Linked DNA regions of Mus musculus: all the other regions are linked to region 1. A link is a loop called in an ENCODE intact Hi-C map of the cell type or tissue named here. Cell type or tissue: heart. All regions are shown on one strand.

The links. Hi-C counts contacts between places; a loop is a spot of excess contacts. Peaks named below come from ENCODE experiments on the same cell type or tissue, not always from the same donor. Only the 100,000 strongest peaks of a DNase experiment are listed, where the experiment ranks them.
Region 2: a loop joins it to region 1, with 2.1 times the contacts of the local background. A loop is called at or near these places in 5 of 42 quality-filtered maps.
Region 3: a loop joins it to region 1, with 2.9 times the contacts of the local background. A loop is called at or near these places in 4 of 42 quality-filtered maps.
Region 4: a loop joins it to region 1, with 2.6 times the contacts of the local background. A loop is called at or near these places in 4 of 42 quality-filtered maps.

What each region holds. Positions count from the first base shown.
Region 1 is chr5:119,665,903-119,673,902 of GRCm38, forward strand. Tbx3 (T-box 3) reads left to right here and starts at 5,331. Exons shown (of 8, transcript NM_011535.3): 1 at 5,331-6,502. The coding sequence starts at 6,114. It overlaps Tbx3os1 (T-box 3, opposite strand 1), which reads right to left and starts at 5,606. Exons shown (of 4, transcript NR_166476.1): 1 at 5,349-5,606. In heart, CTCF peaks have their summits at 4,825 and 6,277; DNase peaks (open chromatin) are centred at 3,969, 4,899, 5,699 and 6,179; H3K4me3 peaks cover 5,814 bases; H3K27ac peaks cover 5,831 bases; H3K27me3 peaks cover 4,808 bases.
Region 2 is chr5:119,401,780-119,409,779 of GRCm38, forward strand. No RefSeq gene overlaps it. Among named protein-coding and RNA genes, the nearest start is that of Gm42016, 80 kb to the left of the region's middle. In heart, a CTCF peak has its summit at 3,426 (motif pointing right); a DNase peak (open chromatin) is centred at 1,062; H3K27me3 peaks cover 266 bases.
Region 3 is chr5:118,947,509-118,955,508 of GRCm38, forward strand. It overlaps 4930413E15Rik (RIKEN cDNA 4930413E15 gene), which reads left to right and starts at 4,831. Exons shown (of 5, transcript NR_040694.1): 1 at 4,831-5,515; 2 at 5,656-5,755. In heart, no CTCF peak of the experiment used is centred here; a DNase peak (open chromatin) is centred at 3,733.
Region 4 is chr5:118,964,681-118,972,680 of GRCm38, forward strand. No RefSeq gene overlaps it. Among named protein-coding and RNA genes, the nearest start is that of 4930413E15Rik, 16 kb to the left of the region's middle. In heart, no CTCF peak of the experiment used is centred here; DNase peaks (open chromatin) are centred at 2,341 and 3,281.

The DNA.
Region 1 (8,000 bases):
GCCGACCATTGTCTAGCTCAATCACCGCCTCAGACTCTAGTACTGGATCTCCCTGATCAATAATGTAGAAGAGTGTCAGAGGACAGAGAAGAAATGCCTTACAGGAAAGGCGTGACCTTATGCAGCAACCGGGAGCCAGGAGCTGGGCTTTAGAGCCTTGGCTTTAGAGCTCCTCACTCTGGGCTCTTGCCTTAGAGAGGGAAGCAGATCCCCGGGCATAGGAATCAGATACAGTGCCCACCCCCCCCCCCCACCTTTTAAAGTGACTTTGGAAAAGTTAAGAGAAGGGAAACTTGCAGTTGAGACCAAATGGGGCCAAGCAGAGCGTCTTTATCTGCCACCAGCCAAAGCCAGGAGGCAAAGGTGTTTGTTAGGACCCTGGGAAGTGGAATCTCCAGTCTGTCAAAGTTACTGGAAAAGTGTGGGTGTGTGTGTGTGTGTGGGGGGGGGATGAGTCACAATGATGGGGAGGGGTTTGCTTAGAAACAGCCAGATGGCAAATCAGAAACAAACAAAAAAACAAAACAAAACCTAAAAACCACAAAGGCACAAGAGAAGCATTGAGAACTGGGTGCTAGGGACAGAAATGGAACCTGGGACCCAAGAGGACGAGAAGAAAAACAGGGAAGGAAAGCCAGAGGAGGGTCACACTTGTGCATTCAGAGAACTCTTTTTGGACAGGAACAGAGACACGGGGGAGGCAGGGGGGGAGAAGAAAGGAAGAACAAGAAAAGAAAGAAGGAAGAAAAAAGAAGCAAGAGGGGAAGGCTAGAAGGAGGAAAAGGAAAGAGGTGATATTCTTTGCCCTGTTATCCAGCACAAAGGGTTGTGCTTGTACTAGGCAACTTTTCAAGGATGCTTCCTCAAAGCACCAAGTCACTAGCCCAGGGAGAGCCAAGCTCTCCCAGTAAGTTTTAGGGAACAGGAGGTAAGGGAGCCCCACCCACCCAATTCAGGCTCTGTCTAAGATGGAAGACCAGTGTATGGGGGGGGTGGGCAGACACGTATGTTGCTGTGCTGGCTGGGAGGGGACCTGAAGTGTTAAGGTACACCAGGTGTCCAGAGAGAGGCCAGGCTGGACCCCCGACAATAAAGAAATCCTGTCCCCCAACAGAGAACAGGAAAGGAGAATGAGAATCCTACACTCGGCTCCAGGCAGTCTTTTTGTTTGTTTGTTTTGTTTGTTTTTGTTTTGTTTTGTTTGTTGAGACAGGGTTTCTCTGTGTAGCCTCAGCTGTCCTGGAACTTACTCTGTAGACCAGGCTGGCCTCGAACTCAGAAGTCCGCCTGCCCCTGTCTCCCAAGTGCTGGGATTAAAGGCGAGTGCCACCACTGCCCGGCAGCTCCAGGCAGTCTTAAAGTGTACCAGTGTCAAAGGGACTAAGATCCTAGGATCAAATCAGCCAGGACATCAGGCTCCCAAAGAGCCATTTCTGCCCTGCCAGGCTACCAAGAACTTCTCTTCCGTGGAAAAGTTAATGTCTTGACTTCTCCTAAATTCATCCTCAGGCCCCCGACCCTCCAGGAGAAACCCCATGTCCTCCAGCCGCCAAGATATCCGATAGAGAGACACCTCGGCCTGAATAAAGCTGTGTGGTGAACAGGAGCGAAGGTTTAAGAGGGCATAAGAGCATAACAGTGTAACAGCATGTCTCACGGAGTCCAGCCAGACCTCACACAAGCAAAGAGACTTTCTAGAGCAGTTCTAGCCAACCACCCTGCTTACTCCCCATCCTTTCCCTCCACCCCCCTCTTAAATTTCAGATAAACACCATTCGGTCACAAAAGGGTCAGTGTGTCTGTCCCCTTTAAAGTGTGAGGCAGGAGGTGCCATAGGGAAAATGGAACATTGCAGAGGCGCCTTCCCGTTTCTCTGGCTTGCCAATGCCTCCTGGGACAGTTGGCTGAGGCGCGTAATCCCCTTCTCACCCACCCACCCCCACATTTGAAGCCCCATATCTCCTCTTTTGCCTCAGAAGCTGCCGGCATTACAGTGCTTTTATCTTGTTCAAAATCCCAGGCCCTTATAGTGGGAGGGAAAAAAATCCTACCGCCAAAAGCGAGAGAATATTTCTGCTAGGGACAATGGGTTCCCATCTTTCACCCATTTTCCGATTTTGTTGGAAAGACTGGCTACGTTCAATCAAGGAGTCTAGAAACAGAACCTGTCTACACCGAGGGTCAGCAGCTGGAAGCTCACGAGGCCCGCTAACCTTGTAGATTCTCCAGGAGGCCAGGCCTGCCACAAGCCTAAGCAAGACTCTGGCCAATGTTTAACCCTAATGCAGTGGCCACCAGGCCCCTTTTGTTTGTTCGCAAATTAATCACCCAGCGCAAGGCCGGCGCCAGAGTGGGTTTATCACCCACCAGGAGGGGGGCGCGGCGGGCACGTAACGACGAAGAAGAGTTCGCACCTTCCTGCTTTTGATCCTAGCTTCGCCGTGGCCTCCCTGGCAGAACACGAGCCTCCAGGGGCAGCGTCTGGGAGGTCAGTCATAATTGGCGGAAGTTTGTAGACCATTAGCAACATGTAGACATTTTCGATTCTGAATCCCGCAGCAAACTTTCCTCCACACCCCCGCCCTCCTCCCCCTTTCCCTGGCGCACTGGAGTGAGGGGTAGAAGCTAGAGAAGTGGCAAACTGGGATGAGCCCAGGGTTAAGTTAGAGCTACAGTCAAACATAGGCAACTGAAGGGTGTTTGTGTGTGGGGTGATGTGAGGGGTCAGAAATTGCTCTGGTTCCAACGCTGCGGCCAAAAAAGCAAGGCCAGATTATTTGCATGCAAAGTCATGGAGCTCGTATCGCGTTTGCAGAGCAGACCCCTGAGGCCAGAACTCTTGGTACCGGTTGCCAAGGTCTCTCCGGCTAGCTTGTGGACCTTCAGGGCACCGCGTAGGTGACCAAGGGGTCAAACAGGCTGCAGATGCATACCACTTTCCTGCACTCCACTCGGGAGCGCAGAGATTAACCGGCCAATGTCGGTAAAGCAGATCTGGGTTCTAGGGCGGCTCTGGCGAGAGTGGCTAGGCAAGGAGGGGGAGGGGAAGCCTTCTGCCAGCAGAGAATCCGCGCTGACCCCGGTGGCCCGTGCTGAGAGGGCCCTGGCCTGGCCTCTTGTACTCTCCAGCAATCTGGAACAGGGCCTAGGGAAGGGGTGTTAGCGAGCCACCGCCTTTGGTACCACCTCCTGTTTCCGTTTCTCTCCCTCTTTCTCCCTTCTCCACCGTGAGCACGCGAAAAGTCAGAGAAGGGGAAAGAAAGGGGCGAGATGGCAGGTCACACCAAGTTCAAAGAATGACTCTATTCCCATTGGCCGCACCAGGGAAAGCTCAGGGCTGGCGCCAAACGCTCTTAACCTTGTACATCAAAACACGTAAGACTGGAAAAGCTCGTGGCCTCAAATGTTCTGCCCTACCTGGGAGAAGGAACTGCCTATTCACCCAATAGCTGCTAGTTTGAACCTGCAGTTGGGAAAGGGGTCCTGGGCGAGGAGTTGGGGGAGGCCCCCAGGGGGAAAATCTAGGCGCAAATGGTCCACACGGAAACATTGAAAGCTTAATCTCTAGGCCCGGAAACCCAGCCTCCTTTCTGTTCCCTTTCCAAGCAAAGGTCTTGTCCCAGGAAAACTAAAAATTCTGCTAAGTTGCCCTCCATTTAAACTGGAATGTCCCAGTTCGCCTTTACCCACAAACAAGGACTGCAGGTTTGCGAGGGGAGTCCTACAGGGTCACCCAACCAAAGTCTGATCGATCAGTTGGCCTTCCTCCCCACCCTAGGATGAGCGGAGACCTTAGTCTCCCGACATCTGGGGTAAATGGGGGTGGGAGACGTTTCACGGTTTGTTTTACAAATTCGCCCCCGACGTCTGCCACGATAAGTCCCCAGGATAGAGCAGGAGCGGAGGCACCCAGAGATAAGTGTGATGCCTGAGGAAGATACGAGGCTGGTGCACCTCCCCCCGAGCAGCTCTCCAAGCCCAGAGCGGCAGCTCCCTACCGAGCTGGCCCGGAGGTGAGGGCAAAGGCTCTCAGGAGACAGGCCCGCAGTTCCAGGCGCTCACTTGTTTCAGCTGCTTCGTTCTCTCTACACCCACACCCCCATCCGGGTGGAACACTGGTGTCGTCATCCGAATGGAAGAGGAGCTGGGCTCAAAAGGGTCAGTAAATACATTTTTTAAAAAAAAAAGGAGCGAGCCGAGCGTAGACTGGGCCAGGCGCGCAGGCCTTGAATGCATTTGCGTGGTTTATTTTTCCGCGTGGGGGCTCGGTCTCAGTATGTCGGCGCGCGTTCGGGCCCAGAATCCCAAGGGGCATTTGGGTCTCTGCACGTGGCTGCGGGTGGGGAGCAGGCAGCGGGCAGAAAGATTGGTGGGATCCCCTGCGCTAGTGGCTCGGGAATCCGAAGCACCCGGGCGCAGGAGCTAGAGGATCTGACTCAGAGGTGGCTGGGCGGTTCCATGTGGGGCTCCCTTCAGAGCTACGCGAGCCTGGAGCTTTTGTTAAGGCTTATTGGCCGAAAGAGAGGTTCGGCGGCCAGCTCGGCTAGCCCGGGGCCCGGGAAAGGGAAGAAGCTGCAGATCCGCACAAGAGAAGCGGCCGCGGGCTTGAACTGTAGCGCTCGGAGCGCGCGAGAGGCGAGCGCCCCTGCCCGGCGCCTCGGAAGCCGGGCAAGCTGCCTGGCTCCCGCCCTCGCTCCCTCCCCCTTCCTCCCTGGCCCAGCCTCCTCCCCGGATCCCCCGGCTTGGATGGCTGAGGCCTTTCAGACGTAGGCTGAGCTGAGGAGCCGCGGCGAGCTCTCAGGCTGCTGCGAACTCTCTTCTGGATCAGCCACCTAGAGGCGACTTTGGTGAGCGCGCGGCGCCCTGGTGGCTCCCCGCCCTCCCCTCTGATCATGTTGACATAAACGCAGGACAGGCCGTAGTACCGCGCGGCGCAGCGACGTTCCAGTTTCCGACACCTTCTTTTTATAACTCGGCTCTATTCCCCCAGCACTCGACCTGTGAAAACCACGCCTATGCAGCCACACAATTGGTCCGAAAGCGTCAAAGAGCCAATCAACAAGCCTCGGGCTCCCGCAGCCCACAGCGCTGCCGGACCGTCCAGAGCCGCCGAGCAGACGCCCGGGGAATTCTAGAGGCGGAGGAGGGTGGCGAGGTGCTCGCTCGCTCTCTTTCTCTCTTTCTCTCCCTCCCTCTACTTGCCTACTCCAGCTCCCAATCACTCCGTTCTCTTCCTTCTTTCCTATTTTTTTTTTTTTGCACCCGTCTTCTTGATCCTCCCTCGCCCTGCGTGCCCGGACGCTGATTTTTTTTTAATTTATTATTTTTAGGAAAGCGATTTCGCTCACGTTTTTTTAGCACAAGGAAGACAGCCGGCTCCCCGAGGCAGAAGATCGCAGGCACCATTCGCTCGCCACCCAGACTCTGCGCGCAGCCCGGAGCCAGAGAGGAGGATCGCGAACCGAAGCCAGCTTCGCAGTTCTAGTTTTGAAAGCGCCGCTGGAAAGGGGCTTAAATCGCTTTTTTTTTTTTTTTTTTTTTAAAGGAGAGACTTTTCCTCCCCCCCTTGATCTCGCTGCCTGTGAAAGCCAGAGTCTAGCTCAACTAAGACGCCTCCTGCGAGAAAGCCAGAGAAGAGCTAGGGGGCGGGGGAAGGAGTCGAAAAAAAGGTTAAAAAAAAAAGTCTCCGAGAACCTTGCGCTTTGGCAACAAAGAGCGTGGGAGCCGGGGAGCCACCCCGGGAAAGGGCTGCAGTGTCTATTTCCAGCTAAGCCACAGGGCTTGGGCGCCAGTCGAGCCCCTGCTTGCTGCTTGCCCTACTGAAACCGACTTCCAGGAGCGGCTTTTCCAACACACTCCACGCACCAGGACAGCCCCTGCAGCGGCTATGTCTCCAGATCTGCTGCCGCTTTGTCCTCTTTAAAAGCGGCGTTCTCTTCCCCCCAAAGACACTTTCCCCCTCCCTTTCAAACGCTTTATTTGTAATTTGCCCTCTTTTTTATTTTAAACAAAACTATGCGTCGCTGTTGAATTTTTTAATTATTATTTTTGAAAAGCAACAACAAAAGCGGAGCCAAGCCAGCAGCTGCGGACTGGTTCCCTGTCTGGAGTGGATGAGCCTCTCCATGAGAGATCCGGTTATCCCTGGGACAAGCATGGCCTATCATCCCTTCCTACCTCACCGGGCGCCGGACTTCGCCATGAGCGCGGTACTGGGCCACCAGCCGCCTTTCTTCCCCGCGCTAACGCTGCCTCCCAACGGCGCCGCGGCGCTCTCGCTCCCCGGAGCTCTGGCCAAGCCCATCATGGATCAGTTAGTGGGGGCTGCTGAGACCGGCATCCCTTTCTCATCCCTGGGACCCCAGGCACATCTGAGGCCTCTGAAGACCATGGAACCCGAAGAAGACGTAGAAGATGACCCTAAGGTGCACCTGGAGGCCAAGGAACTTTGGGACCAGTTTCACAAGCGGGGTACAGAGATGGTCATCACGAAGTCAGGAAGGTAAGTAAGTAATCAGTGGGGGACCCCTCCCCCCAAACCATCTGAAAAATTTCACATCTCTTTTGTCTGACTCTTAAAACAGTAGATTCTGGCTGACTGTTGACGTTTGAAACGAAAACTTCCTGTCCCCCCAAATATGCGGAGACTCCAGGGCCCTGCCTTAAGGGTCAGGAAGTTTCAGCCTACCCGGGCCCTCAGTATGGTTCCTAGGGACTCGTATCCGGGGTTCCTTACAAAATACAGGGTGTTTTCCATTGAAGGAGACCGCGCACTCGGCTTCTGCAGCATTCGAGAAAATCACCTTGTTGCAGGAAGCCCGTTTGTGAAGCCATTCTGAAATATTCTTTACGTTTAGTTCTTTCTGTTGGATTTTATTTCCCAGGACAGACCTTAAAGCCCCTCTTAGACAGCAGTGGGAGACCCGGGAGGATTCCGCAGGCCCTTTCTACTCTTCAGCCTTGTCCCTGGGGCTGAAGGGGACCTAAGCCTGATGGTGTGAGACAGAGAAATCAGTGGAAGAGGGGAGGACCTTCGGGTTTCTTTCCCGTTGCCATCTCCGGAGTCTGCAAGCCCAGGGAAACCGTAGCAGGCAATTTTTACAATTAAGGTTATGTGTGTAGACCCAAGGAACCCATGAGACTATGCACCTTGTATTTGAATATTGTTACCACTTTACGTAATGTTTAGTGCCCTTGCCTGACCGAAATAAGTCTATTAAGGACCCCAATGACTAGTGTTTAAAACCACCGATTTAAGAAAAACAAAAACAAAAACAAAACCAGAGGTAGGTAGCATTGAGGTTTATCAAGATACCAGTTGGAAGGGCACGAAAATAAAACCCCACTTTCGGTCTCCTTCCAAGCTACTTGAGGCCAAAGTTTGGCACGGGATCGTTTTCCAAGCCACAAGACATTTAGTCGGGTTTTCATAACCGGGCACTTCCTTTTAAGTCAAAAGTACAGAAAGCCAGCACTTCTGTGAAATTAAACAGCAGTGGCCTACAGAGTAGAGGAATGTGGTTTATAGCTTAAATCACGGATGGGTTACCAGGCCCGGACGCTAGCCTGTCTTAAACCTCGGCTCTGAGAGCTCACTCTAACAGGCACACAGTTCGCCAGCCTCAGTCCATAAGTGAGCATTTATTTCCTCGATAAGTTTTAATGTTTTCTCATCAGCCAGCTGGTGGAAAATCCGCACCTTTATTAACCCTGGGTTCTTAGAACCCTGCTTCCAGTTGTTTCAAACTAAATACATTCAGGAAAGAAGAAGAAGAAAAAAAAAACTTTAAGAATCCATCCCTCTTTATAAGAGGGCAATCTAAACAGCCACATAGACAAACATGTTTGTTTGTTTTTAAGAAATAGTAGATTCTCTTAGAGGAGGTTGCTGTAATTGATTTGATTTGAGGCTTGGGATTAAAAAAAAGGAGATATTGAGCAGTTTTCATGTTAGCGTGGAAGTAAACAATTTCGCTTGCAGTTGCCTTACAGACTCCCTG
Region 2 (8,000 bases), 260 kb before region 1:
CTTATCAAGGCTCTGTCTCAAAATGAAAAAAATGAGAAGTGGGGGGGGCAAAGGGGGTGGGGGTGACTGCAGGGCACCTGGTGTGTGTGTGTGTGGGAAATGGGCGCTGTAGCTCATTGGTAGAGTTCTTGCTAGTACACAGGAGACCCTGGTTCATTCCCCAGAAAAGGATCTTCCCAAAATAGGGTCGAGGACTTTATTCTGATGGAGGAGAAGCTAACTGAATAGTGTTGGGTACAGAACTCATTGTAACATATTAAGAATTAAATGTCTGTGCTTAGAGCATATGCAAGGCGCCTGGTGTGTAAACGATGAGACAGGAACAGATGGGGGAAATGGGGAAGGACGTCTGCCAGACTAACGGGAAAGGAACATCCCGCAAACTGATACCGGGAGGGGGAGAGAGGCACAAATAGGAATACCTGAAAACAGAAGGAATTGTGGGTGGGGCTTCGAAATAGAGTGGCCAATTTTCAGGAGAATACAGCTCCAGTCTTGTATTCTTTCTTGAGACCTAACAGTTGCTCTGGCTGGTGTTTAGTGATAGGGGTTGAGAAGTTCTGTCCGTACAAACACTGGCACATAGATGTTCACGGTGTTTAACTCAGGATAGCAAAGGTTAGAAGTAATCATGTTTCCCCACGGGTGACGACATACATTAACTGGGGTATGTCCAGGATATAGAATATTATTCTTCCCCAAACAATCAAACAAAAGCAAGCCAGCCCAACATGGAAACAGTGGGTTAAAAAAAAAAAAAAAAAGTAAATGCACACAAGGCAGTGAACAAGATCAGTCTGAAAGGCTACAAATTGCAAAACTAACTCTAGAACATTCTAGAAGGGGCAAGATTATAGAAAGATCAGTTGCTCACTAGAGGCTAAAAGGAAGAAGCGGTGAGGAAGCCTCTGATGACGCCAGTGAAAACACTGGGCATGGCTGTTTGGTGTGTGCGGCCGCGTATGTCCTTATGCACACATCGCAAAGTGATCCTTCAGTGCAGCTGTGGATTTGGGGAGTTAACGTGCTGTGTCCGAGTGACGGCACCGCTTGCCACAAAGGCGCCCCTCTGCAGGGGCTGTGGACAATCTGGGCACTGAGCATGCTGGGAGAGAAAGTGGCTGGGAAATCTCTGTCCGCCCCTCCCCCTCGTGATTTCTCTGGGAACCGAAAAAAACATCGCTAAAAATAAGTCTTTAAAAATTAAACAGAAATCTGATCCAGAAGATAGACCCAAATCCAGACGAATGAATCTGCAGGCACGTTTACCAGAACGCGGGTGAAACTTCCAGTTCAAAGATGGAGACCTATTGGCAATGGATTCTTTTAATTAAACTAGACTGGAGGCAGAGGCAGGAGGCTGACCGCCAGTTTGAGGCTACCTTGGTTTACAGAGCAAGTTTCAGGCTAACCAGAGCTATATAGCAAGACCTCAACTCCAAAGCAGCAGCAGAGAGGAAAAGATGACTCAGTTGGCAAAGTGCTGGCTGCACACTATGACAGTCTGAGTTCAATCCTCTATAACAAATGTTTAAAACAAACAAACAAACAAACAAACAAACAAAAACCAACAACAAAAACAGCAGGCAAGGGGAAACATGGGAAGCTGGACACAGGGTGATTTCCTATTTGACAAAAACATACATACATACTTACACACACACACATACATCAAACAACAACAAAAATACTAAATACAAAGACAAATACTAAAGACAAATATTAAAGATTATGTTTAACTAGGCATGGTGTCTCACTCCCTTAATTCCGGCACTTGGGAGGCAGAAGCAAGAGGATCTCTGAGTTTTGGGGGCTAGCCTGGTCTACAGAGTAAGTTCCAGGATACGCAGGACTATGTAGAGAGACCCTGTCTCAAAACAAAACAAAACAACTCCTCCCTCCCAACCGAAAAAAAAAAATGTAAATATATTTGAAACAAACTCTAACCAAAAAGAAGCTGCTTTGGAGCTATGTAGAGACAAATTAGAGCCTGTGTCCCTGTCCCCCAAGCTCATCCTCATCTCACAGGTGGGCTTTAGCGCTGGACATTCTCCCTGGCACCTGTGGTCATCGGGCGGACCCTAGAGGTTGCTACAGACCAGGGTGTGGACCCAAATACCTCAATACCTCACCTAGACTATCACTGATCACTCTCACCCACTGCCCTTTGGGCCCCACTGCTATGGCTTGTATCTTCAATGTCCTCCAAAGTATCCATGTGTTAAATGCTGAGTCCCCAGGTGACACTGCAGAGAGGTGAGGGACACATGAGTTGAGGCCTTTAGATCACGGGGGGCTGTGTCCTCACAGGGAACAGCAAGACCCAGCCTTCTCTCTTTTCTCCAGCTTGTGATTCCCCACCATGAGCCCGGCAGGTTCTATTTGCCACAGGCTCCGCATCACAGGACCCTCGCTGACTAGAACCCCAGCTTGAGGTTTCCTCCATGGCTACCCTTCTCTACCCCTAACCTCAAACTTCACTCTGCTGTGGAACCCCTCTTCTTACCCAGCTTCCACTCCACCCTCAAACTTGGGGGCTTCCTGAAGACACAAAGTCTAAAGTGTCACCTTTGCTGACGAGGGGCTGCTGGCCAGGTCACTGGCAGACAAGTCTGAAATCCACTACCCTGCCTCAGTCTTGGGCTCTCCTTCAAAATGGAAAGGCCCAGTTCTTCCAAAGTAGTTCCCACCCCCAGCAGCACCAGACAGGCATTTAAAAAATACATAGGTATTTTTAGGGGCATTATAAAACGAAAACAACAACAAAATAAACTTCAACGAGCACTTTAAATTCTCAGGAAGATGAGAGCGATGGCATAGGACTTAAGTGGACTTGTTCTTCCAGGAGACTGGAGTTCAGCCAATCAGGCAGCTCACAGCCACTTGTAACTAAAGATCTAAAGGTATGGCACCCTGCTCATGCTTCCACAGGCACTACACACAGATAGCACACATACACATGCACGTACACACACATGCAGGCACACATACACACATGCACATACATATATACGTACAATGCATGCACATACACATGTACACACATACACATACATGGATATAGACACACAAACGTGACAAGCACACACATGCACATGTGCATATACATACACACATGCACATACACATGTACACACATACATGGATATAGACACAAACATGACAAGCACACACATGCACATGCACATATACATACACACATGCACACACATGAACACACAAACATGCACACCTACCCACACATATACACATGTATGCACTATGCAGACACTCATACGCACATGCATAAACACAAACATGCACATGCATACACACATGCACACACACGGAGAGAAAATAGATTTTTTTAAAAAAAGATTTATTTATTATTATATCTAAGTACACTGTAGCTGTCTTCAGATGCACCAGAAGAGGGCATCAGATCTCATTATGGATGGTTGTGAGCCACCATGTGGTTGCTGGGATTTGAACTCGGGACCTCTGGAAGAGCAGTCAGTGCTCTTAACCACTAAACTATCTCTCCAGCCCTGAAAATAGATTTTAAAATCAGGTTATCAATGTTTAGAGCTGAGCATGAAGCTTACTTAAGCTACAAATGTGCACTGTCTTGCAGAGCGGGATTCTAGCAGAGTGAAGAATTCAATGAAATAACACACCAGAGTGCCAGGAACTCTGCTCTTATTTAATAGATGGGGAAATTGGAGTCTAAGGGAAGGGGTCATGACCCAAGGTCATCTGGCCAGTCGGAGACAGGGCTGAGACCAGCAACCAGGGCTGGGACAATCTGTCTGTCTGAACCCTGGCTTCCATGTGAGAAGTGGAGCCAACAGTTGAGGCCAGGTGTCCGGGGACATTGGGTAGCTCTGGATGGGCCTGGGATGTAGGAGCCTCTGTCTGGCACACTGGCCCTCAGCTCAGTGTCATCTGCCATCCACAGGCTAGCCTTCTCAGAGAAACGTCATGTTAACCCTCATTTTCCAGGCTCTATAATCTATCCCAGAGAAGTCAAAACAGAAAAGAACTGGATTCTGGGGAGATGGATCAAGCAGGGTTCTGTGGGCTGGTCAGTCAACAAAGTGCTTGTTTCACAAGCATGGGACCATGAATTTAACCCTCTCATTTAAAAGGAACAATCTGGGTGTGGTGCCACACAATTTTAATCCCAGCACTGGGGAGCAGGGAGGAAGTGTAACGGATAGATCCCTGGGACATTAGAGTCACATAATCACAGTCCTGGGGTCACCACCATGTCCCAACACTTCATAATGTGAAGAAATCACACTCACTGTGAGCCTCGATGGCGTTCATCTGTAAAATGGTCACAAATGCCTACTTGATTGACAATTTGGTGGGATAAAATAGTTTAAAAGCCTTAACAGACGGCTCACCACAGTTCTGATGTTCAATGGATGTAGGCTGTTGTGGACAGATAGGTGTCTGGGGTTTTTGCCCCTCCCAGAGAATAATGTCTCCGCTAGCATTTGCTGTATAACAAACGAAATTTCCAAGCCTGAAACAAGGCAGGGCACGGCTGGATGTTTCTGATCTGCATAGCATCAGTGGAATCCACTGCTCAGTTGGTGTTCAGGTCAGATTGGAAGGCCAGGATCTCACCTTCACATCCCTGCCCCCTTGTCTGTTTCCCATCTGCTCCTCTTTCTGCATAGACTCTTCTGTTCCTACAGTAGGGACCTGCAGCCTGACAATGGCTTCCGGAGCAATGATGGAACAGCCAGCTAAGGATTAAGACGAGCCAGCTTCAGGTGGTTAGAGTCCTTAATTCATGCACAGTAGAATCCTGAGCGACCCTGGTCATCCCAACTGTCTAAGCTACCATGCTCACCCGCTCTGTCCTCCAGCTCTGTGAATAAGCTGTTCTCTCCCCATCCCCATCACCTTGGCCTGATTCATTTCTCTTCATCAGCTTAGGTCCCAATTCAGCCATCAATGCCTGCATGAAGCCTTCCACAGTCTCCTACCAGGTGAGTCTAAGCGGTGCTAGCCACGGATGCAGCTACACACAAAAGAGTAAACTCACTTAACATTTGAGAGATTCTCATGCAATCGTGTGTGTGGTTTGTGTGTTCTATGGCAGAGGGGTGTACTTTTGCTCGTGTGTATGAAGATGAGAGGTGGTTGACGTTTGGTGTTTGTCTCTGTCACTGTCTGTGTCTAGGTCTGTCTGTCTGTGTATTTCTGTGTCTCTGTTTGTGTGTCTCTCTCTCTGTCTCTCTATCTCTGTCTCTCCACCTGTCTCTGTCTCTCCCTTTTCTATTTCTGTCGCTGTGTCTCTCTGTCTCTGACTCTGTGTCTCTGTCTGTCTCTGTTTCTCTCTCTGCTCTCTGTGTGTTTCTCTGTGTCTCTGTCTTTCTGTCTTTCTCTGTCTCTCTCCTTTTGTCTCTCCTATCTCTCTCTGTTTCTCTGTGTCTCTGTCTCTCTGCTCTGTGTGTTTCTCTGTGTCTCTGTCTCTCTTTCTGTCTGTCTCTGTCTCTCTCCTTTCTGTCTCTCCTATCTCTATTTCTCTGTGTCTCTGTCTGTCTCTCTGTCTCTTTCTGTCTTTATGTCTCTGTCTGTCTAGGTCTCTCAGTCTCTGTCTCTCTCACCCTCTAGCCCACCCCCAACCCCAGAGTTGACTCATCCTCACTCTTTCTCCAGAGCTAAGATTACAGATGGGTGCTGCCTCACCCAGCCTTTGGGATGAGTGTTAGGGATCAAACTCAGGGTCTCTTGCTTACACAGTCAGCTCTTGATTCACTGAGCCAGTGTGTTTGTTTTTCTAACTTGTACAATTCTCCATCAGGAATTTTGCAGATGACGACATCAGACCATGATGTCAGCAGGTCGCTTCCCCACCGTAAGAATGCTGGGAAGGCAGTGAGTGACTTTTCCAGCACCTTGTCCTTTCTTCCTGCGCCCCATCACGCTTGCATACAGTCCTGTGTTCAGCCTCGGTTCTCTCCCACGCAGTGACCTCGGAGAGCAGGGACAGGCTCCCATTTCCCCGCAGGCTCCTGATTTGAAACATGAATCGGTACCTCATCACTACTAAGAACGAAACGGTTCCCGGACTCTCTTTGGTTCCTGTACTTAATTACTTTTCTGTTGCTGTGATGAAAAAAAAAAAAAAAAAAAAAACCACCATGACCAAAAGCAACTAAGGAGAAAAAGAGCTCCTTTTGCCTTATGGTTCCAGAGAGATGTGTTCATCAAGGAGGCAAGGCGCGGTGGCAGGAGCAGGGACTGAGTCTTCACATCTTCCACCACAGACATGAAGAAGAAAGAGCAAACCGGAAGTGAGATGAAGCTGTAACCGACCAAAGCCCGCCTCTAGTGACTTCCTCCAGCAAGGCCACTGGAGGTTCCCTAAACATCCCCCAACAGCACTAGCAACTAGGGAGCGAGCACTTGGATCTCCAAGCCTGGGGGGTGGGGGTGGGGGGACAATCCCATTTGAACCACCACAATCCAATCGCACCCCTCTCCTATCACCAGGGCACGGCCTGTTTCCCCGGGAAACGGATGCTGCGATGACGTCACTGTACAGCGCGTGTGCTGGGGGCAGACGGGAAGGAAGTCAATGTGGGGGGGAAACTGAGGAAATCTACGTAAAGGCTTCAACCAACCCAATGGGTCTCTGACGATGGGATCTGACTCTGAAGTTTGTTTCCACTGTGCCTGGGAGTTGTCTCTTTATTTCTCTCTCTTACTCACTGATCCCTGTATGCAGGCTGATGTCTCAGCTGAAGTCGGTACCAGGAACAGGCTGGAAGCTGCTTCCGTTTGGCTTGCAATGGAACCCGGCAGAGTATCTTGCAATCACACTGCTTGGCCTTATGTTCCCTCTGCCTCCTTTTGGAGGCGCTGGGGGTGTAACTTGGGTGGTAGAGAGCTTGTGTAGCAGGCACACACGCACAAGGCTCTGGGTTCCATCTTCAGAACTGCAGAAGCTGGGTGCGCGAGGGCGCACATCGGTCACCCCAGCACCTGAGAGGTGGACACGACCCGGAAGGATTAGAATTTCAAGTGCATCCTTAATACCATACCACGTTTGAAGTCAACCTAGGCTACATGAGACCTTGACTCAAAACGTGGGTGTGGAACCAGGAACTTCTCTAAAAAGAACGTTAAAAGATGAAAGGGGCGAATGGAAAGGCAGTGAGTTCTGCAAATGTCATGAGTTAGGAAGACGGAAACCTGCTTTGAAGTCTGTCCATCATGAAACACGCTGTCCTCAAACACGCCCATGGGCCAGTGTAGAAAAATTCTTGTTTTCTTGTCCTAAGCAACTTCCCCAGATGCCAGCTCCAATGCACACTTCTAGAGGATCTCTGCACATCTTTGACCAATCCTGACCTCCAGAGCCACAGAGGCAGTGTCCTGACCTTCTAGGGATTTCCTAAGAAGAAATTCTAAGACATCAATATTTACACAGACAGGCACTGTCTGGACTGGGAGCAGGAGTTATTACCTAACATAGGGACAGCAGAGCTTAGTAATGGGGGTGGGGGAAGATAGTCACGTTATAAAGAGGCTGATGTTAATGGGAAAGCCTCAGTGTGGTCTCAGGACTCACACGCACATGCACGCACACATTGCTGAAAAGCCACACTGGGAGAGTCAGGGCTGGCTACACACCTACACGCTCCCCTGGATACTTCTGTACACAAGATAATGGTATAATTCGGGTGCTCTACTGAACATGTGTACAGCAGTGACATTGGTCCCCAACATAAGCAAGTGGTGGTGGATTCCGTGCAAGAGCCATCTCATGGCTTCTATACCCTGGCAACGGAGAGGATGAATGGCTTAGACTACAGAGGGGAGCCTGGGACAGTGGTAGAGGGAAGCAGTGAAGGAAGAGCCAATAGAAGGGCTGGAAAGCCTCCGTCATCCCAGATCCAGACTCACACTGGTTCACTTGTCACCAACTATGCTCTATGCACTGGATAAAGCCCTTCAAATACTTCACCTTGTTGGACCAAGAGGACCTTGTTACCAGT
Region 3 (8,000 bases), 720 kb before region 1:
GACATTTGACTATTTTACACTTACTGTTTTGCATTTCTTTTGTGCAGGGTTGAAGAAGGAATCCAGGGCTTCTTGAATTCCAGACAATTTCATTATCCTTAAACTACGCAACCGGCATCCCGGCCCCAGTTGGTAGAATATTCTTCAGCGTTATTCATGTCCTTGTGTTCATCAGAGGCTCCTTCTCTGCTGAGACCAATATTTCATTGTGTGTGCAGTCCATGTTTTCCAAAACCACTCAGCCATCCCTGGATTATCCATTTTCCCCATCGCTCAACCATTATAGGCCATACTCTGTCAGGGACATGTTAGTGAGGGTATGTCTTCTTCGCAGAACCAGTCCTCAGTCTTCGCCCAATTTTTAATGGGGTCATTGGTTTATGTTCACTCTTGAGATGTCTGACAACTTCTTACTGTTTGGATTTTTGACTGATTGTTACGTCTAGGACTCACCAATGTTTTCTCCCACTGTGTAGCTTGACTCGTGGTCTTGACCACTTCTTTGCTGTACAGGGCACTTTAGTCAGAGGCCACCCACCTGCCTGGGATTGGATATGTTGCTGATGCTGTGGGTAACACAATTCAAGATGCCATTGCCAATGACCTCAGCATTGACCAGATAAATTGCATAGGGCTATTTACGTGTGTACGTACTTACTTAGTTGTTTATCGAGACAGGGAGACTCTCATATCCTATGTGACCTCAAAATGCTACATAGCCAAGGGTGACTTTAGACTCCTAAGCCTCCTGCCTCTGTCTCTCTTGAGTGCTAGGCTTATAGACCTGCACTGCCACACCTGGCCTATAGGGTGCTAGGGGTGAATTAAGGGCATCAAGCTTGCTGAGACCAGCTGAGCTACAAGCCCAGACCTGCCTGCAGGCTCTCTTATCTCTGTCTTTAGTGGTGGAAGGCCAGTGTGAAGTTGGGTTCTTCTAGAAACAACTAGGATTTGATGTCAGGTTGGTGCAGCTCTGGTAGGGGAACAAAGATGAGGAAGATATTGTTAATGAGTAAACCAGCACTGTGGGTAATTGGGGCTCTGTCCTAATGCAACCAGGGAGACATGCTTCAGCTATGCCTCATGATAAGTGGGGAGCAGGAAGGAGTATGCTCTCCTCTACATTCATCACGGGTCACGGGTCACCCCCACACTCCTTAGCTCATTGGCACTCTCAGTCTGCCCTGCGTGAGTCTATTCTGGTCCCTTTAGATGAAGAGAGCCCTGGACAGGAAGCCTGAGATGCTTAGACTTCTAGCACAGCTGTCCACAACCAGGGGCCCGAGACTGCAGGACTCTTCCTTTACCTGCCTCAGTCTTGGCTTGCAGGACAAGGCCTCTTGTGGGCACATGATGCAGGCAGCAGATGATACACCACAACACTCTTCAGAGACTCTCATAAGCCAACAGCTAAAGATTGGAGGCCTGAGCACTGAAGGATTGAAGGATTTGTCCAGAATTCTTAATGTTTCCTGAAGACCATGCTGTGTGCCCTGGGGCAGGGTTGAGCTGGGACTTTGGGTTCTTATACAGACTGCACCTACTCCAGCCCCCTGGCAGGGTGGCAGACGGACAAACTGGAAGAGTACTTGCCTTTTCTGGATTTACTTCTGGTGCTTATACAGTGAATGAGAATTGTCCTTACTGTCCCTGTGGCATGAGATGGCAGAGAAGTGACTCACACTGTGACCCCCCCTCCCCATAGTTGGCTATTTCTCCCACATGCTTCCTGGTCTTGGCATGCCAGTGTGTGTGTGTGTGTGTGTGTGAGAGAGAGAGAGAGAGAGAGAGAGAGAGAGAGCGAGCATGTGTGAGTGTGAGCATTGGTGTATGAGCGTGTGTGTGTATGAGTATGTGCATTAGTGTGTGTGAGTGTGTGCCTGTGTGTTAGTGTATGAGTGTGTGTGTATGTGCATTGGAGTGGGTGTGTGCCTGTGTGTTAGTGTGTGTATGAGTATGCGTTTATGAGTGTGTGGGTGTATGTATGTGTGTGAGTGTGTGTGTGTGTGTGTGTGTGTTTATGAGTGTGTATGAGTATATGAGAGTATGTGTGTGTGAGAAAGAAAGAGAGAGAGAGTGTGTGTGTGTGTGTGTGTATCTTCTCCATCATCCCAAATCTGACCTGAGAGCAACAATCCAAAACAGAAGATAACTCACCGGGAGAATTTGGAGTTAAGGGCTGGATGGTCTCCCACTGAGCTTTGCTGATCTCTAGATAATTAATTCCAGAAGGGGGGCAGCAAAGCCCAGTGGGTTAGGATAGCTGTTTTAGGGTGCAAATCTTCCTTAGCAACTGCAGTTTGCATGTAAGATGTAGAAGGGAGGGGAGGGGATTCTAGAAAATACCACTGGTAGGGAAGTTAGAAAAGGCTACAGGACCCAGGAAAAGCTGGGTCACAAGGCTCCATGGTGACCAAGGCTCCTGCAGCTGGAGTGGCATTTGTCTCTCCAGCGTCACTTGTAGGCAGTGAAGACCTCTTTCTCTGCAGCCTCAGACGTACTTATCTCCTACCTTCCATTGGCTGTTATTAGTCATGTGACACAACGCACGCACATAAGACAGTATGGGTGCCCTAAGATTAGGAGGAAAGCAGCATTGACACTGAGGGGGAAACTAAGTCACAAAGAGGTTAAGTATATAGCTCAGAGACTGGGGAAATGCCTCCGTTGGTACTCACAAGGTTCTGGAGCTACATAAAAAAGCAGGCACAATAGGATGCATTGTATTCAATCTCATCCTCGATGTGATGCTGGACGCAGGTAGGCAGCGGATCGCTTACACTGGGAAACTCTAGGCCTATGAGAGACCCTGACCCAACCAAAAGGTGGGACTTGGGGACTGACACCGAGGTTGTCCTCTGACCTCCACATGAGTGCAGCTGGTTCACATCCTCATGTTTGCACACACCCACCCGTGTTCACCGGCGAGAGTATACAGCGGAGGCTCTCTACAGAGGATGGGTTTTGGTGTGCTATGATTACTTCCTGTCTGCATCTCTCACAAGTAACAGGGGAGGACCGAACACTCATAGAATGGACCAGAGTAGTCTTTCCTGACTTCCATTTTACCGTGTCAAAGGCCTCCCAGATTCCTTTTTCTTTAACATGCCTTCTCCCCCAAATGGCGATATACCTGGTGTTTCCCACACTGTTGGTCATAGTAATTCTCCTACCGTTATTGTCTAGAATTTCAGGGTTTAACACACCCCCATCTCTTGCCCTGACAGTCCCTGTGGTCCTTTAATCCAGAGATCTCTCTGGTGCTTCAGTTGTACCACCGGCATACAACATCTCCAGATGTGCTAGGTGGACAGTCCATTCCAGAGACGACACAGGCTCTCGGCAAACCCCTTAATGTGACTAAAATTATTTGCTACTCCCTTGGAATCCTGGCTTTTCTCTCTCTCTCTCTCTTTTTTTTTTTTTTTTTTTTTGGTAAATGCAGTTTCATTTTGAAGGCCCTTTGGGAAAATACCAGCAGGGCTGGCTGTGACTCGATGCTTGTTAACATTGTGTTCTGAGGAAAGCCCCCTCCTACACAGAAATTTTTTTAAAAGACTGATTTGGGGACTCAGTGGTCAAAGGAGACAAATAAAAAGAATTCCAAGGTTATCGGAGCGTTGACATCATGTACAATAGTAGTAAGAGCTTTTTCCAAATTTAAAACCCTCATGGAGGAAGTGGGTTACAATAGCAGTGACCTCTGCCCTGGCCAGTCATAATGGTTTCCTGGATGCAGGGATATTATGGGCTGGAGCCAAGGATTTCAGCAGAAAAGAGTACAAGATGTGTTAAACTTAGAACACAATGTGCGAATTCCGGGAGGGGCTACCAAGGGTCATCTCTCCTTCCGACGAAAGGCAACCTTTTCCCAAACAAGGGTCTGGATCTTTCTCACTGTGGAGACAGCGCCTTTTTTTCCCCTGTTACTAATTTGAGTTGGAATTTTTTCATTCCTTGAGACCTCAGTGAATCAGAAAGTCTTCACCAGGCACCTGTTTCCAGGGCTGATTCATCACCTAAATAATGATGAAGTGACTCTTTTTTTTTTGGGGGGGGGGTTTCAAGACAGGGTTTCTCTGTATAGCCCTGGCTGTCCTGGAACTCACTTTGTAGACCAGGCTGGCCTTGAACTCAGAAATCCGCCTGCCTCTGCCTCACGAGTGCTGGGATTAAAGGCGTGCATCACCATGCCCGGCTTAATGAAGTGACTCTTAAATGCAGGCCCTGTTCTAGATGTCGGGATGTACGCAGCTCAAAGGACGTCTACAGTTTAGCTGACACGTGGGCTGGAGAATCCATCGCAGGAGCCTGTCCTGTGCATTGTAAGATCTTTTCCAGCACAGTCATGGCAGAGTCTCCTGGAACCCCTCCCCAGGGCTCACAGCTAGCCATGTCTTCAGATGGCTTGCACCCAAAGGTGTTCAACAGTTGTTCTATAGGGACAGCAGTTCCCTGAGAAGACAGACCATACATGAAACTAGTAAACAGGCAAAGAGATGAGTTAGTCTACTGTCAGTGAGAGACCCTGTCTCAAAGAATAAGGTGGAGAGGAAATGGGGAAGACACTCAACATGGACCTCTGGCCTCCTTGTTTGTGAACACACCACTACCCCCTTCACTACGTGATCTGTGAAGAAGGTTTGAGTCTTGACAGTCGGGTCAGGATGAAAGACTATCCTTTAAGCCATGTGACTGGTGAAGGCCTTGTAGAAAGGTGACCTTTGCGAAGACTTAAAAGAATTGTCAAAGTAGGCCATGAGGTCACAGAGGAAGAACATTCCAGAAGGAGGCTCAGTCAGAGGTCACATTGCTGAGGATAATCAAGGCAGCGAGAGTAGAGGGAGGGAGCTGAAGGAGATGCTGTGATAGGCCAGGGTATCAGGGCATGCAGGTGGCATGGGCCAAGGGCAAGGCTTGGCTTTCCTTGGAGAGGAAAGGAAGTCACTGTTAGATGAGCAGAGCCGTGAGTCAGCCTGATGTGTTTGCAAGATGGCTGTGGTCGATGTTGCCTTGAGAATAGGCTTCCACAGAGGAAGGGCAAACATCGGGGCCTGGATGAGTCAGTTTAAGAGTCTGAGTAGCCTGGTCTTCTGTACAATTGATGGGTTCATGCTCCCCCTCATGAAGACAAAGCAAACGGGTAGCCTGTAATTGCTTCCGGCCATGAAGATATATACCTTTAACTGTTGTGTAGACTCAGAGAAAAATTATAATTTGAACTTCATTTATCCCTTGGTTTTTCTTGTTAGGGACACTTCCCTGGATGATGGAGATATCATCATTATAATTCTTACTAAAGCCTGATATAAACAAGTGAACAGTTAGTAAGTGTTCATTCTATACAAGAAGCTAAGTCTCCTTCATTCTTGGCCTCCATGCCCCCTGTGGAGGGGGGCGGCACATCACAATCTTTCTCCCACCATCCAGCAGAGGACACAGAGGGCTCCGAGTGTTTCAGTGAAGTCTACAAAGTAGCCTCACTCCGAGCTTCAGCAGGTGACTTGGCCGAGAGGCAAGCATGGGGTAGTCATCATGGAAATATGAGGGGCAGACATGGAGATGTTGTGGAATGCAGAGTTGCAGAATCTCTTCCTGGTTACCCCGCCATGTGCTCTAAAATACCCCTCCCGCACTTCCTGGGACTCATTACAGAGACCTCAGTGAAAGATGTAGAGGAATATTGGAGTCCAAGACCGGGAGCTGTTGGGAGGACGTTAGAACCAATTCTCAACCCTAGAGGAGAATAACCTTTGTAAGTTTGAAGACCTGATTTGATCTCCAGAGTTCGCGTGAAAGCTAAGTGTGGCGACAAGTTTATACTTCTAGGGAAACACATGTGTAGAGCTTCCACCACTTGGGAGCTCTGGGGTCTGAGCCCATGACTTCATCTCTCTGGACGTCAGTCACTCCATCCCCAGTGTTGGGACAGCGATGGTACTGGTACCATTGTGCTCATCTCTGTCTCTTGCCCTTCACTTTTCCCCAGCTTTACCCATAGCAGATGACAGTTCCCAGCAGCGTCCTCTGGCTGCAGACGGGCATCCATCCAGAACAGGGTGGGCTGAAGTTTCCAATCTCAGAGATGATGCCTTTGGGAACTACTTCAGTCTGTGACAGAAGAGTTGAGGCAGAGAAATCTCCTTCACTCCCAACCATCTTTCTTCCCCCGTCATTTAGATGTGTGTGTCTCCACAGTGTCTCAGAAGGGCCACATCAGAACTGAGCCTTGTGACCCAGGACCCCCGTACTGGCTGCTTGTGGGCATGGTCTTCCTTTCTTTCTCCAGCCACACACTGCTTCTAATCTCTCTCTCTCTCTTGGTTTTCTTTCTACTGTTGTGACAAGACAGTGACCACATCCAGCTTAGGAAAGGAGGGTTCATTTTTATCTTACACGTCCAAATAACAGTTAATCATTGAGGGAAGTCAGGGCAGGAACCTGGAGGCAGGAGCTGCTGCAGAGGCCGTGGAGGGGTGCTGCTTACTGGCTTGCTCCCCATGGCTTGCTCAGCCTGCTTTCTTATAGAACCCAGGGCCACCAGCTCAGGGATGGCACCACCCACAATGAGCTGGACCTTCCCATGTCCATCATTAATCAAAAATCTCCCCAACAGACTTGCCTCCAGACAGATCTGATGGTGGCAACTCCTTAAACGAGGCTTCCTCTTCCCAGATGTGTAGTGAGAACTTTGGTTTCTTTAAAGCACACAAAAATAGCGTGGAAATAGGTTTTCATTTTAAACCCAGGTGTGGGATATGGGCTGTTTCAGATTGTCCACAGCAGCTGACTATAATTTGCCCTGTGCTCTATCTGGGGGTGTGATTTTGTCAGCTGCACATAGTTTCTGCAATTGTGTGACCTTTGGAATTCTGGGGACTTTTCAGAGGGTATATAAATGCTAGGGAGCATCGTTGGTTGTTGTTGGTTTGGTGACTGGTTGCTGTTGGTTGCAATTTGTTAAGTAGTCATGTGTCAAGAAGAAACAAGAAGAAAAAGAAGAGGAGGAGGGGGAAGAGGAGGAGGAAGAGGAAAAAGAAGAGGAAGAAGGAGGAGAGAAGAAGGAGAAGAAGAAGAAGGAGGAGGAGGAAGAGGAGCAGAAGGAAGAGGAGGGAAAGGAGAAGGAGAAGGAGAAGGAGAAGGAGAAGGAGAAGGAGAAGAAGAAGAAGAAGAAGAAGAAGAAGAAGAAGAAGAAGAAGAAGAAGAAAAGAAGAAGAAGAAGAAGAAGAAGAAAAGAAGAAGAAGAAGAAGAAGAAGAAGAAGAAGAAGAAGAAGAAGAAGAAGAAGAAGAAGAAGAAGAAGAAGAAGAAGAAGAAGAAGAAAGTTAGATAAATATCCTTCCAGTAAAGATCAAACTTGCTCCAATGGACTTGACATCCCTAATCATCAGGAAGCAGTCTAATGATTCCCCTCTGTCCTTTCTCTCTCCTGTCTAGTGTTAGGAGGTTGAAAGGGTGAAAGAAAAGGGGTGGAGAAGGGTGGAAGAAAGATGAGCCCACAAAGTAGCCAAAGACCAGTTACATAGATGACCCTAGCTTGTGTTGATAGCACACACATGTGCGCTCGCACACACACACACATGCCCACACATGCCCACAGAGGTACACACATACTTCTAGCCATGATACTTTCCATTGTTTCTGGTGCTACCTACTGAGTAAAGCCTACCTAGAGCCTGTCCAGAGGTTTATAGGGAATGAAAACATGCCAAATGATTAGAAATCACCACCTTAAAATTCTGATGGTTGTAGGAAAGCCAGTGCAGAATGACTTAGCAAATGGTCACATATTCACATGTGTATGTGTATATATGTATGTATGTATGTGTGTATATCTTGTATGTGTATATATGTGTGTATGTATGTGTGCATGTGTATATGTGTGTATGTGTATGTGTGTATGTGTATGCGTATATGTGTGTATGTGTATACGTGTAAATGTATTTCATATATATATATTAGAGCATGAAACACTGGAAATAGCATTGATGGTGATAGTGG
Region 4 (8,000 bases), 700 kb before region 1:
GGGGTTCACTGGGCAGCCTGCCTGCCTCACCTACGTAGTGTGTTTCAGGCCAGCAAGATACAGCTCAAAAAGAAACAGTGGATGGTGTGGTGGAGGGCTGCAGACTGGATCGAGATTTCTAGTCACTGTGAGCATATGACCTTCCACCAACCTTAGAGGAATGCTGCTTGCTGGTGTGATCGCAGGCTTAAGCCCAGCTAGCTTTCATGTAGAGTCTAGACACACTTACCTAGGGAATGGTTCTTCCCACAATGGGCTGGGCTCTCCTACATTAAGGGTCTTCCTCAATTGTTCCTTACCTTATACACTGAGTCAGGAACTCTCTCTGAACCCAGATCTTATACATTTGACCAGCCTAGCTAACCAGCTTGCTTTGAGGAAATCCCACCCCTGCCTCCTGAGTGTTAGGATTACAGATGGGCTGCCACACCCACCTGGCTTTTACACTGTTGCTGGGGATATGAACTTGAGTTCCTATGTTTGTGTGGCAAGCACTTTTACCATCTCCTTATCCCCCTGTGTTCAGTTTTTAAGGACTGAGCACATTATACTCAGAAGTAGCTGGACCATTCTGCATGCCCCCCTGAGATGGATAAGTATTCCAGATTTTCCGAATTCCCTGTGCCAGCTCTTGGTGCTCCTCTTCCATCTCTCCTGACTCTCCCTCCCTTGTTCTAACTACCCCCCCCCCAACAGTCTCTCTTCCCTTTTATGTCTTTTTCATAAATATCCAGATTCAGGAGTCAGACACACCATGAGGTCCTTGTCCATGTTTTAAATACAGATTCTTTACATAAGAGAATCCATGGTCCCTGCCTTTGAATCTGGCTTATTTCTCGTAACATGCTGATGGCCAGTTCTATCACTTGAGTGAATCTTTTTCTAAGTGGAGTAATGCCCAGCCTACCCCCATCCCCATACAGGAACGGCCTCCAGAAACGTTCCCATTTCCCTCTGGGTCTGCTCTCTGGAGCCGTCGCTTTGGTGGTGCAGTATGAGAGAGCTTGTGGCAGCATGAACTCCAGGGGCATGAGGGTACTTGAAGAAAGACAGAGAGATTGACAGAGCCTGAAGCTACCTTGCGGAAAACCTGAATCAAACGCATAAATCTCTATGAGGAACAAAATCAATCATTAAAGAGACCCGGGCAGGACGATGCTCCAAGGATAACGCTAACAACAGGCATGTGTGCTTCGTGTTCTTTCCTTTCTATTTGACTTATTTTTAAACCTGCACCAATCTACCTATTTTATGCGTATGTGTATATATACCTATGCATATATGCCATGGGACATGTGCTCTCTTCTTCCACTGTATGTGGGATTCAACACTACTCAGGGGTTGAAGCCAGGTCGTCAGGCTTAATTGAAAGCATGTTTACCTGCTGAGCCATCTTATTGGCCGTCTTTGTTTTATTTGAGAAGAATGATAGGCTCTATCACGCCACCACTCATGGTGACTAGATCTCTGGGTAAACTGTGGGGTATTTTGTTTGTTTTGTTTTGTTTTTTTATTTCCAAACATTAAGATGCTTTATCCACTATGCTAAAACATACTACATTCTATACTAGTCTTTCTATAGAAGATACTGTAATTCTTTTTTATTAGTATAGGGGTTGGGGAGATCAACTGGTTGGTAAGGTAACCTGCCTGGAAAGTGTGGAGGTCTGAGTTTAATCTCCAGAACCACAAAAGAGCTTGGAACCGCAACCCTGGGGAGGACCAGAGAGGAGATCTCTGAGGCTCCATGGCCAGTCAGCCTAGCCTACTTGGTGAGATAAACTCCGTGAGAAAAGTCCTCAAAGGAAGTGGACAGTGCTCTCGAGGGTGACACACAAGGTTGACCAGTGACTTCCAAGGCCTGAGCTCACACATGCCTACGAAAGTATCCTAAAAGAAATGATTAGGCATTCGTTGCTAGGAATTTCAGGATGAACATAATTTAGAGACGTGAGGTTCTGTATATTTGAAACACTGTGATCAGCTCTTCTGGATTTTGTGGCAGCCAGAGGCCCGCCATGCTCTACAGGACACTTTGACCAACAGTGGACCATGAATATGATACCTTTTTTTTTTTTTTTTTAAAGAAGTCAACTCTTGGATTTATGGACCAGGATGAATTTGCCCAACTATCCAGTTCTCAGAATCTCTTCCGGTCAGGAAGTGAATGTTTGACTATTTTTAGCTTTCTCAAAAGTACAGATTTGTAATTTCTTCCCCTTCCAAGGATTCACTGGCTCGTCAAATTTTATATTTGCAAGCATCCTTTCTTTGGAAAGGATCGCCAAATTCCTAGAGCATCAGCTCCCCATGGGTCCTGGATCCACCCCTTCCTGGAGCTGTGTTCAGATAAGCAGAGAAAATGTCCTACAAGCCTGTGGGACCGGAAGGCATAAGAGCTGCAACCCACAAATGAAGTCGTGGATTAGTTTCTTTTGTTGTTTCTCCGCATTGTTATGTCTAGCAAGTGGCAACAAAGCAGGGAGGAATTGACTTGAACTCACAGTTAACAAGGGATACAGACCACCCTGGTGGGGATGCTCACAACTGCATGAGGCCGTTCAGAAAGATCTAGAAGCCTGGTGTGCATGGAGAAAGAAGAGGAAGTGTGCAGAGCCAACACCTCTCTGGATTATGGAAAGGTGGATAACATGGCTTGAATCTCTGGAGCAGGGACGATTCAGTGTTTTTACCCTCAGCCATCAACAGGTGAGGAACGATGGCAGTGGCTGATGACCAGGACAAAGACATGATGTTGATTTAAAACAAAGCCAATAGGATTTCCCAAACAACCTTACACAGAGAGCCTGATGACCCAGGTTCAAATCCTGCCCCTTCTATTTACTGTGTGGCATAAAGGACTCATTGTCTCTCTCTGCCTCAGTTTCCTTGTCTGGGAAATGGGGATAATCATGGTAGGTAGAAGTCGAAGACTGAGGGAATTAGTGGTGGAGGGTGACACAAGACTTGACTCATGATGGATAATCAATAGATTCTCCCTCCTTCCCTGTGAGCTCCTTTAGTCCTTGTTCAAAAGGGCCAGACATGGCTGGTCCCCGGGCCAGACTTTAGGAAAACTCGTAATTGCAGATTACAAAACGTTTCCAGAGCTGAGGGTGCTGACATCTGGGCTTTGCAAGCAAGAGAGGACGCACTTGGTCTTCTAAATTCACTGGGAGGAGTGTGCAGCTGGGAGCCCTTGTGTGGGGCTCACTAAGAGATTGGCCATTAATCACACACAATTACTCTGACCCCGAGGGAGCTGCGCCTCTCCTCTCCCACAGACGGACTTCCTTCCCCAGTGGGACAGACTTTCATGAACGCTCATGGAACACAGAGCGGCTGCACCGAAGGAGCTGAAGGTCAGGTCTGCTGATTCTCAGCCTCAGAGGCATCCTTTTTCCAGATCCAAATGCTCTTCCGGGGAAAACTCAGACAAGAGTCTGAGCCTGCCTGGGCTATGGTTCTGTGGTAGAAAGCTGGCCTAGCATGCGTGAGACCTGGGGTTCCATCTCTAGGACAAACAAGCAAAAATGTTAAGGGCTGAAGTTGGTAAAATGTTTTGCTACACAGACATGAGGTCCTGAATTTGTCCAATCAACACGCATGTAAAAAAAGAAAAAAAGAAAAAAAAAAGGAAAGGAAGCAGGCATAGTGGTGCAAGTTTATAACCATCTTGAAGATCTCCAAGTCTCACCAGTCACTCAGACTAAACTAGTCGATAAGCCTTGGGGAAATAAGAGACCCTGTCACAAAAGTCAAGATGGCCTCCTCCTGAGGAATAGCACTTGAGGTTGACCTCTGGTCTGCACACACTCATGAATGCACACCTGAACATTCCTATACCAATGCATACAGAGAGAGAGAGAGAGAGAGAGAGAGATGGGATGGATGAATGGCATACAGTTTAGGCTTTCTACCAGTTAAGAGTTGCATGTGTAACCATGCCCTGCGTCTTCTGGCATTACTCCAGAATGTTTTGTGTTTGTCCATCTCTCCAGGTTCCTGTGCAGATGAGGATGTCATCTTGACTAGCCATATACCACAGAGGGGCCCCGAAGGAAGGCTCAGAGGGCTCAGGTCCTTGTGTTTCCTTAGGCTCCAGGTTGTAGACCTACGGTTGATATAGAGCCTGGACCAAGACCTGACCTTGCTCACAGGACTGTCCCATCCTGTCCAGGAGCAGAAGCCACAGGCTCTGTTCAGGATGAGATTTTCATCCTATTCTCTCTTCCCCAGGGAGTCTTGACTGTTCTTCCCCTCCCACTTCTTCCCCCCCCCTCTTCTCCCCTCCCTTTTCCCCCTTCCTTCCCCCTCCCATCCCCTTCCCCTTTCCCCTCCCTCCCTCCCTTCCCTTTCTTCCCTCCCTCCCTCCTTCCCCTCTCCTCCCTTTCCCTTTCTCTCCCTCCCCTCCTCTCCCCCTTCCCTCCCCTCCCTTCCATTCCCTTCCCACTCCCTCCCCTCCCCTTCTTTCCCTTTATTCTCTCTACCTCTCTTTCCCTCCTTCTCTTTCTCTCCCCTCCCTCTCTCTACCCAATCTCCTCTCCCCATTCTGCACTTCCCCCCTCCTTCCTATATTTTCCTTCTCTTTCTCCTTCCACAGATTTTTAGTGAACTTCTCTCCTGAGCCAGACATTGCTCTAGGCTCTGGTAACACAAGGTTATGTCCCCACAGTGTGACCTCTGCTGTGACAGAGGTGTATGGTGCCCCTCCTGTTCCCTCTGTTGTGAGAAGTTAAAAGACCTGGTCAATCAAGACTGATATGTTCAATTCTTAGTTTTGTTTTTGTGTATGTGTGTGTGTTTTGTTTGTTTGTTTTTAACAAAACCAAGCATTTCCCTCTGTTGACATCGGCAACATAGGTTATATCGGGAAGCCCCACCATTGCTGAGTTTAACTTCTACTTGCATTTTGCTGAATTTATCCAGTCTCTCTCTTCTGCAGATATCGTTCTTAAATTTCACAGTATTAAGCTCATATCACATTTATATTTATTCATCTTTTTTTAAAATAGCAGACACATCTGCCCATCAAATAGGAGGGCAGCTGTCATTCATCCCTTAGTTCCTTCATCTCTTCCTTCATGTAGTCACTCAGCAAATGCTTTTGGCAATTAATTATCACTGGTGGTGGTTACAGGGGCACCAGTGTCATCCGAGTTCCCCAGCACACCTGCCTTCTCAGACCTCATGATCCAGTGCAGTGAACAGCACACAAACCAGACACAGGAGATACCCTGAGGTAAGACGGTAACAAATGCTGTGGCGTGGGGGGCGGGGGAGGATCCATCTGTGCATGTGTGTGTGTCTGTAGCCATAGGTCACCTTCAAGTGTGACTTCTCAGGAGCTATACACACCATTCCTAGAGAAAAGATCTCACTATGAACTGGTGCTCTCTGATTCTAGACTGCCTGGCCGGTGAACCCCAGGGATCCACCCGACTCTACCTCCCAAGCCTTGAGATTAGAGGCTTGCCTATGACAAGCCTCTTTGTCGGGAGACAATCTCACTATGTAGCCCTGGCAGGCCCAGAACTTGTTATATAGACCAGGCTGACCCCAAACTATACAGATCTGCCTGCCTCTGCCTATGATGCACTGGGGATTTCCTCGGGTCTCCATGCTTACACAGTAAACACTTTACTAACAGAGCTACCTCATCTGGCTGGAGACGGTATTTTCCCCAAAAGATGAGGGTAGACAAACTGGTCTCTTGGAGAAATGTGATGTATATCTGTGGGCATGGGGGAAATAGACCAAGTAGACAAGCAGTGTAAGTCCGCTGTGACACCTTAAGGCCCCTGGCCTCCTGCTGTAAACAGCTGAGACCTTGAGGAAGAAAACTCTCTGGGAAAATGAGCCATGTCTGCGAGGGACTTTCCCTAACTCTCCACAGAAAAATTATTCTCAGGTCCTCAGTGTGAGGAACAGGGAAGAGAGTGACCGTGGTATCCCTTCCCTGGCCAAGAATCCTGTTTCCCCAGGATCTTGGCCCTCCTGGTTCAGGCCAGCATGTCAGATGCCACCTCACTCAGCATTCTGGAATGTCAGGAGGGAAGTGACCTGAGTAAGCACAGTGGGTAGATCCATTTCCTCTCATCCACTGGAAAGGGTTTGCTCACTGTTGCTGTGATAAGATACTACAACCAAAAGCAGGTCTTAAAAGCAAGAATTGGTGCTAGCTTGTTGTGCCAGAGGGATAAGAACCTACCACAGCAGAGAGGCACAGTAGCAGAAGCAGGGAAGCAAGAGATCACATCTTCAGCCATAAGCATGAAACATAGAGGGGTAAGGGGAGGAAGAAGGGGAAGGCTAAGGAGAGGGACTAGATTGGAGACACACCCTCAGAGCCCCACCTCTAGTGAAGTAACCTCCTCCCTCCACTTTCCCCAAACTGCCACCAACTGATAACCAAGTGTTTAAATGCCGGAGCATATCAGAGACACATTTCTCATTCATTTTTCTTGGGAAACATCTTTCTGGCTGTTGGCAGAGCAGAAGCCCAACATGCCCCTACAAGATATCCAGGATGCTTCCAGCACCAGAAAGTTACCCCCTCTCTTGTGTTGTGCATTCGTTAAGAAAGCAATCCCTCTGAGGAAATCTGAAGAGAGGGGCTCATGTCACCAACGTCCTCAGGAGCTTGTGGTCCCCAGCGGGTGGGTGGTGGCATTGTCGCAGATGTTAATAAGGTCTCCTGGGAACTGCTGTACATGGGTTTGCTTTTATCCTGTGTATGTGTGTGATTGCCTCTGTGTGTGTGTGTGTGTGTGTGTGTGTGTGTGTGTGTGTGCGCGCGTACACGCAGTGCATGCACAGGTGAGAAGATAACTTTGAGTGTCGGTCATTAGACTAACTCATTTTGTTTGAGAGACAGTCTTTTATTGGCTTGAAACTTCAACCCATGAACCAGGCTAGCTGGCCTGAGAGCCTCCAGGGCTCTGTCTGTCTGTCTGTCTGTCTGTCTGCAGCTCTCATCTTCTCTTTGCTGAGATTGCAGGTGCATACGATCATGCCTGGCTCTTTGCATACATTCTGTGGATGTAAACCCATGTCTTCAGCCTTGTGAGGCAAGTGCTTTATTGACTGAGCTCTCTCTCCAGCCCCTCTCTCAGATTTACATGCACAGCCACAAGATGGTTAGTTATGTCCTATATTCCTGGGGCAGGGGGAGATGGATAGAGAGGGAGGGAAGGGGAAGAGAAAGAAGCCTGTTAGCATAGCTGTTTCTTAAAAATAAACTTTCCAATATCTCCCTAATCGACACTGGTGCTTCCAGAATGAACCCCCCTCCCATAGCTGCAAGGGAAGCTGATAGTGTGAGTAGTGAGCTTTGCATCCTCTGCCTTGAAAGGTAGCCAGGAAGAGGGGAATGGGAAGACATCATGGTCTCAGGTCTACATGTTGGCTCACTTGCTAAAGACTCTTTCCCATTTCCCATATAGAAATCACATCTGATAACTCACAATTTCAACATCCACAGTTGTGAGACAACCCCATTCCCCAAACCCACTGGCAGGAACAGGGCAGTGAGACATAGCTCTGTTTTGTTTTGGTTTTTCTTTTTCCTTTTTTGTTTCTTTGTTGCTTATGTTTTTTTTTTTTCTTAGAAGCTCTAAAACTAATACCTGCAAAAGACTCATGTGGCAGAGGAGATGTTGGGCACAGGTTATCTGCTAACTTGCTGGGGACCATATTTGTTGTGGGTAGAAGGGTTCTTGAGTGACTCCTTGCAACAGTCATTATTAACTTGTCCCCATGACAGTCAGAGAGGTGTTTTTGGCCCGGTAAAAGGAATGGGCTTTGGGGCTCTGGGACTCTGGGGAGATGGCTGAGTGGATAAAGCACTGGCTAAGCAAATGAAAGGATCTGAGTTGGATTCGCTGTATCAGCCAAGAAACCACTGCATCTCTAACCCGTGTTCCTATGGTGAGATGGGAAACACAGCAGGGAGACTCCAGAAGCTGGCCTGGTGTACACAGAACAAGAGACTGTGTCTC